2 separate regions of the Mus musculus genome follow, and region 1 is linked to region 2. The links are chromatin contacts, found by POLR2A ChIA-PET in ENCODE. All regions are on one chromosome and are shown on one strand. The core of a region is the stretch at or near the end of the contact, and the rest is flanking DNA. Distances in the headings are between cores, read along the strand shown. Region 1 overlaps Garem2 (GRB2 associated regulator of MAPK1 subtype 2). Region 2 holds the start of Tyms (thymidylate synthase).

Region 1 (3,180 bases), core at 398-2,897, 41 kb after region 2:
GCAGTCAGTGCTCTTAACCACTCAGCCATCTCCAGTTGGCCTGAATTTCTGGAGAGCAGACTGTTTACAGAACTGTCTAATCTGAAAGGACTTTGGTACTGACTTACATCACAGTGGGGACGCTATGAATGTTAGTGAACTACGGAGAGGGCCACAGCAGAACTAGGGAAACTGTGTCCTCTCTCCATCACCCTCTGTTAGTCCTTACTAACTCTCCAATTTTCCATCTGTGTGAAGGCAGAGCAGTTCTTAGCCTATCTTTAAGCTCATCATTGCCGACGTGAGACAGACAATTTACATGATATTTACATTATACCTTAGTATACCTGCTTTGTGCCCACCTGAATTCCAGAGGGACTGGATGAGTTTGGGATAGCAGGCCTGATGTTCCTAGAATTCAGACCTGACCCCTAGCAGGCAGGCCCTCCCTCAGCAGCCTGTATATCCCCCCCCCCCCCCCCCCCCCCCCGTGCAGGCAAATTCAAGCTCCTGGAGCAGGCTCGGGACGTGCGGGAGCCTGTAAGATACTTCAGCAGCGTGGAGGAGGTGGCCAGTGTCTTCCCTGACCGAATCTTCGTGATGGAAGCCATCACCTTCAGTGTCAAGGTTAGTCCTAAAGGCACGGGGTAGGACCTTCCCCCGCTTCCCTTTCTCTAGGTTAGAGTGTTGCTCATAGGATCCAGGAGGGAAAGCTGCTTCTGGGCACCCTCTGGCACAGTCAGGCCATGCCAGGAAAGCCCGCTCACTAACTCAGTGGACAGAAGCATCTCCTAGGAAATGTGGTGAAGCAGGAACGGCCCGTGGAGGGGTCACGACCTGACGTAGTCTTGGGTGGGTGAGGTATTGTTATCACGCAAATGGTCAAGATGGCCTAATAAAATTTTCAGTGATTGAGCACTTTCAAAGTACATCTCTCCACCCATATGAGGTAACTAAGGACCCAAAGAAAACGTTAAAGTCGCAGATTCCCTCCAGTCCCAGTCCAGTGCTCTCGCTCTTATGTCAGTGACAGCTTAAGAGGAAGGGACTGGAAAGCTCGCTCGAGGAGTTTGGAGCTGGTGTGTGACTTTCCTTGCGACCCTAGCTAGGGCTTCACCTTGTCTCTGGGATTCCCCAGGTGGTGTCAGGCGAGTTCAGCGAGGACAGCGAGGTGTACAACTTCACACTGCACGCAGGCGACGAGCTCACTCTCATGGGCCAGGCGGAGATTCTGTGCGCCAAGACGACCAAGGAGCGCTCGCGCTTCACCACGCTCCTGCGCAAGCTGGGCCGTGCAGGGGCCTTGGCCGGAATCGGCGGCCCCGGGAGCATGGGAGCAACAGGGGGTGGCGGCGGGGCCGCCAGGCCCGTCAAAAGCAAGATGCCCTGTCTCATCTGCATGAACCACCGCACCAACGAGAGCCTGAGCCTGCCCTTCCAGTGCCAGGGCCGATTCAGCACGCGCAGCCCACTGGAGCTGCAGATGCAGGAGGGCGAGCACACGGTGCGCGCCATCATCGAGCGCGTGCGGCTGCCGGTGAACGTGCTGGTGCCCAGCCGGCCGCCGCGCAACCCCTACGACCTCCACCCGGTGCGGGAGGGACACTGCTACAAGCTGGTCAGCATCATCTCCAAGACGGTGGTGCTGGGGCTGGCGCTGCGCCGCGAGGGCCCGGCGCCGCTGCACTTCCTGCTGCTTACGGACACGCCGCGCTTCACTCTGCCGCAGGGTCTGCTGGCCGGGGACCCGCGCGTCGAGCGCCTGGTGCGCGACAGCGCCTCCTACTGCCGCGAGCGCTTCGATCCGGACGAATACTCCACTGCTGTGCGCGAGGCGCCCGCGGAGCTCTCCGACGACTGCGCCAGCCCGCGCCATGCGCGCCTCTGCCTGCCCGCGCCGCGCGCCCCCGGGGCCGTCCGTGCGCCTGGACCGCCGGGTCGCCTGGGTCCCGCTTTGCCCGCGCCCGGCGACAGCGATCAGGATTACGTGAGCCCCGATTGGGCGGGTGTGTCCGAGCCAGCGGGCGGCTGCGCCGAGATCCCTTACGAAGAGCTGTGGGTGCACCAAGCCCCCGAGAGCCGCGCCGACGCCCGTGCACGGCCGCTAGCGGGGCCGGACCTCATCTCCTTCGGGATCGTGGGGCCCCCACGGCATGAGCCAGAGGCACCACCACCTCCTGTCCCTCCCAAATCCGAGGCGGTGAGTGAGTTCTGCTTCACCTTGAAGGTTCTTGAAGGAACTTGGGCAGGTTTTAGAGGACCACGGAGGCTCCGTGCGCCTGGGGAGTGACAGAATGGCCAGAGCCAAAGGAGAAGGAGAGGGGAAAAGACCAGGGCACACATGCAAGGCAGAGAGAATTGAGGGTGATCTGGAAGCAGGTACCCACAAACTCCACAAAGTTCGACATGATGGAAAAATGCAGTAAATGTAGGAAATGCGAGTGATTTCCAGCAACCCCTGGAGTCGATGAGTTAGAACCACATTACAGGCTCTGATATGTTCTGTGCTGATATTTAACCGTTCCCCACTTATTTGCCCACAGGACAGTTCCCTCATCAATCACACCTTTTTTAAAAAAAAGATTTATTTATTATTATATGTAAGTACACTGATTTATCTATTATTATATGTAAGTATACTGTAGCTGTCTTCAGACACACCAGAAGAGGGCATCCGATCTCATTACAGATGGTTGTGAGCCACCATGTAGTTTCTGGGATTTGAACTCAGGACCTTCGGAAGAGCAGTCAGTGCTCTTAACCGCTGAGGCATCTCTCCAGCCCTCAATCACACCTTTTAACACACTCTTTGGGGAACTTAATTTGTAAGGACAGGATCCTAGTAGCAGGTCCCTTGTCTTTTCCCTGAAGAACAAATATCCCTATCGCCCCCGCCCCGCAATCTACTAACATTCACAATAAATTTACGATGGAATAGGGGACTGTTGTGGACCGAGTATGAGAGACAAAACAGGTTGGAAATAGACAGGGGTATCTAGGCGGGACAGCCTCCATTCTGCATGGGACAAGGTCTCAGGCCCGGCCCCCCTGCTTGAGAGGTGAGGTAAGAAGTAAGGCAGTCGTGGTCTTCCTCTGCAGGTGAAGGAAGAGTGCCGCCTGCTTCACGCCCCTCCAGTGCCTCCTAGGGGTGGCGGCAGCTGCAGCAAGCTCACAGGCAGCCCTCCGGTGCTGCCCCACTTT
Region 2 (3,143 bases), core at 36-2,535:
GGACAAAAACAAAACACAACTATACTTTAAAAAAAAAAAAAAAAAAAAAAAAAAACCTGTCCACAGTCTAAGCAGAGGACGTGAATTAAAAGGTCTGTGGTTCATCAGGGTCCACAATTCTTGGGAGGTCCTTTAGGCTGGACCAATCTGTGCAGTAGAAGCTGTAGTTTACAGCTCCAGAAAATGTTTGAGACTAAGCAAATGTCCTAAGAGCGGCCATATCCCCACTCAAAGCTACTCTCTACTCCAGTGTCAGGTTGCTCTTCATGTTTCCTGAATGCCACCATTAGCACCCCCATCCTCAGCCAACACCTAGGAGGTTCTGTGCCCTTCCAGGCCCTGTGGTTGATTCCATCCTTTGCTCCTCAACAGCCTCTTGTTACTCTTTAAAAGCCAAGGCTGCAGCACTTGGGAGGCAGAGGCAGGCGGATTTCTGAGTTCGAGGCCAGCCTGGTCTACAAAGTGAGTTCCAGGACAGCCAGGGCTACACAGAGAAACTGTGTCTCGAAAAACCAAAAATAAAATAAAATAAAATAAAATAAAATAAAATATAAAAGCCAAGGCTGTTGGAAGGAAAAACCCCACAGTTCCCGCCTAAGGCCCGGGTCTCCCCCTTTCCCGCGCAGCCGTAGCACCGCCCAAGCCATTTTCGCTCCAATTTTAAAAGCAGCAGCAAAGGGGAGCAGGAGATAAGGGGAGGAAGAAGAGGAGCAAAGTCAAGACCTCAGAGCAGGATTTGGACAAGCTCCCGCAGGTTTCTTCCCACTCCCTCCCTCTGGGCCGCACAACTGGTTGAAACTGGATTCGGGAGAAAAGGTTTAACAGGGACTAAGGTCAAAGGCAGACCTTCAGAACCTGGTTTACTTGAAGTAGTTGTCACCTGGGTCGCGCACGGGAAGTTTAGGACTCCTAGAACCTCAGAGCCCGGGTTAGGGCTATCCAAGAACGCTCGCCCGGCGTCTCCGCGTGCCCAGCTTGCCTGCCGGACGTCCTCCCGCTAATGCAGACCAGCCCCAGTTACCTCTCAGGCTGTATCGTGCCTGCATGCCGAACACCGACAGGGTGCCAGTGCCCGTGCGGTCCTCCTTCTTGAAGCCGCAGCGCAAAATGTGCTCCACCTGCCTCAGGTACTGGAGTTCTCCATGCCGTGGGGCTTCCGCGCTCAGCTGCTGAGCATCGGACTGCAGCTCGGAGCCAACCACCAGCATAACGGAGCAGTCTGGCAGCAGTGTAGTCAGCGACAAAACCAGGACCTTCCTGGCGCTCTTTTCCTCCAACACCAGCCCGCCTCTTCCTGCTGGGAAACTTCCGGCCGCCAGAATCCGTGGCAGACCCCGCCCCCACGTGACAGAAGTGGTTACAGCTTGCAAGGCAAACACCTGCCCACTTTCTCAAATCTGTATTTACCCTATTATGGCATTAAGAGCCTATAGGATCAGGGTGTGGGGATGCATGCCATTAAATCCCAGCTCCTGGGAGATTGAGTCGGCTAGAGGATCTGGAGTTTAAGGCAAGCCTTCACTTCATAGCAAGTTCAAGGCCAGCCTAGGTACTTGAGACCCAGTCTCAAAAAGAGCCTTTGGCTTATACGATACTTGTACTTGGATCTTTATGTAGTTTGGGAACCACAGTAATTTTGGCTTCATAGAATGAATTGGGTAGAGGACCTTCTGTTTCTGTTTTGTGGGATAGTTTGAGAATTGGAATTAAGTCTTTTTGAAGGCCTGATAGAACTCTGTGCTAAGTCCTGGGCTTTTTTTGTTTGGGAGACTATTAGTGACTGCTTCTACTTTTTTAGGGGAAATGGGACTGTTAAGATCATTAATCTGATCCTGATTTAACTTTGGAACCTGGTATCCGTCTAGGAAATTGTCCATTTCATCCATGTTTTCCAGTTGTGTTGACTATAGCTTTTTGTAATACAATCTGGTGATGTTTTGGATTTCCGCTGGTTCTGTTGTTATGTCTCCTTTTTCATTTCAGATTTTGTTAATTAGGATGTTGTTCCTTTGCCCTCTAGTTAGCCTGGCTAAGGGTTTATCTATCTTGTTGATTTTCTCAAAGAACCAGCACCTGGTTTGATTGATTCTTTGAATAGTTCTTTTTGTTTCCACTTGGTTGATTTCCACCCTAAATTTGATTATTTCCTGCTATCTACTTCTCTTGGGTGAATTTGCTTCCTTTAGTTCTAGAACTTATAGGTGTGCTGTCAGGCTGCTAGTGTGTGCTCTCTCTAGTTTCTTTTTGAGGAACTCAGAGCTGAGTTTTCCTCTTAGGAGTGCTTTCATTGTTCTCGTATGTTTGGGTATGTTGTGGCTTCATTTTCTTTAAACTCTAAAAAGTCTTTAATTTCTTTATTTCTTCCTTAACCAAGATATCATTGAGTAGAGTGTTGTTCAGTTTCCACGTGAACTTTGGCTTTCTGTAATTTATGCTGTTATTGAAGATCAGCCTTAGTCTGTGGTGATCTGATAGGATGCATGGGATAATTTCAATATTTTTGTATCTGTTGAGGCCTGTTTTGTGACCAATTATGTGGTCAATTTTGGAGGAGGGACCATGAGGTGCTGAGAAGAAGGTATATTCTTTGTTTTAGGATAAAATGTTCTGTAGCTATCTGTTAAATCCATTTGTTTCATAACTTCTGTTAGTGTCCATGTGTCTCTGTTTAGTTTCTGTTTCTAAGTTCTGTCCATTGGCCAGAGTGGGATGTTGAAGTCTCCCACTATTATTGTGTGAGGTGCAATGTGTGCTTTGAGCTTTACTAAAGTTTCTTTAATGAATGTGGATGCCCTTGCATTTGGAGCATAGATATTCAGAATTGAGAGTTCATCTTGGTAGATTTTACCTTTGATGAGTATGAAGTGCCCCTCCTTGTCTTTTATGATAACTTTGGGTTGGAAGTCAATTTTATGCGATATTAGAATGGCTACTCCAGTTTGTTTCTTTGGACCATTTGCTTGGAAAATTGTTTTCCAGCCTTTCCCTCTGAGGTAGTGTCTGTCTTTGTCCCCGAGGTGGGTTTTCTGCAAGCAGCAAAATGTTGGGTCCTGTTTGTGTATCCAGTCTATTAGTCTATGTCTTTTTATTGGGGAATTGAGTCCATTGATGTTAATAGAAATTAAAGAAAAATATTTGTTGCT

The links. ChIA-PET counts read pairs that join two places held with the same protein, here RNA polymerase II (POLR2A).
Region 1: POLR2A ChIA-PET joins it to region 2 with 14 read pairs in embryonic stem cell. The contact joins the enhancer-like site here to the promoter of Tyms in region 2. POLR2A ChIA-PET finds 5 or more read pairs at or near these places in 3 of 5 experiments (Patski and embryonic stem cell).

Annotation. Positions count from the first base shown.
Region 1 is chr5:30,112,809-30,115,988 of GRCm38, forward strand. Garem2 (GRB2 associated regulator of MAPK1 subtype 2) reads left to right here. Exons shown (of 6, transcript NM_001167879.1): 3 at 476-606; 4 at 1,118-2,179; 5 at 3,079-3,180. Among named protein-coding and RNA genes, the nearest start is that of 3110082J24Rik, 8.3 kb to the left of the region's middle. Within about 2 kb of position 1,648, at least 1 of the 3 ENCODE cell types and tissues checked has a DNase peak (open chromatin) inside an H3K27ac peak, as active enhancers do.
Region 2 is chr5:30,072,340-30,075,482 of GRCm38, forward strand. Tyms (thymidylate synthase) reads right to left here and starts at 1,286. Exons shown (of 7, transcript NM_021288.4): 1 at 1,022-1,286. The coding sequence starts at 1,208.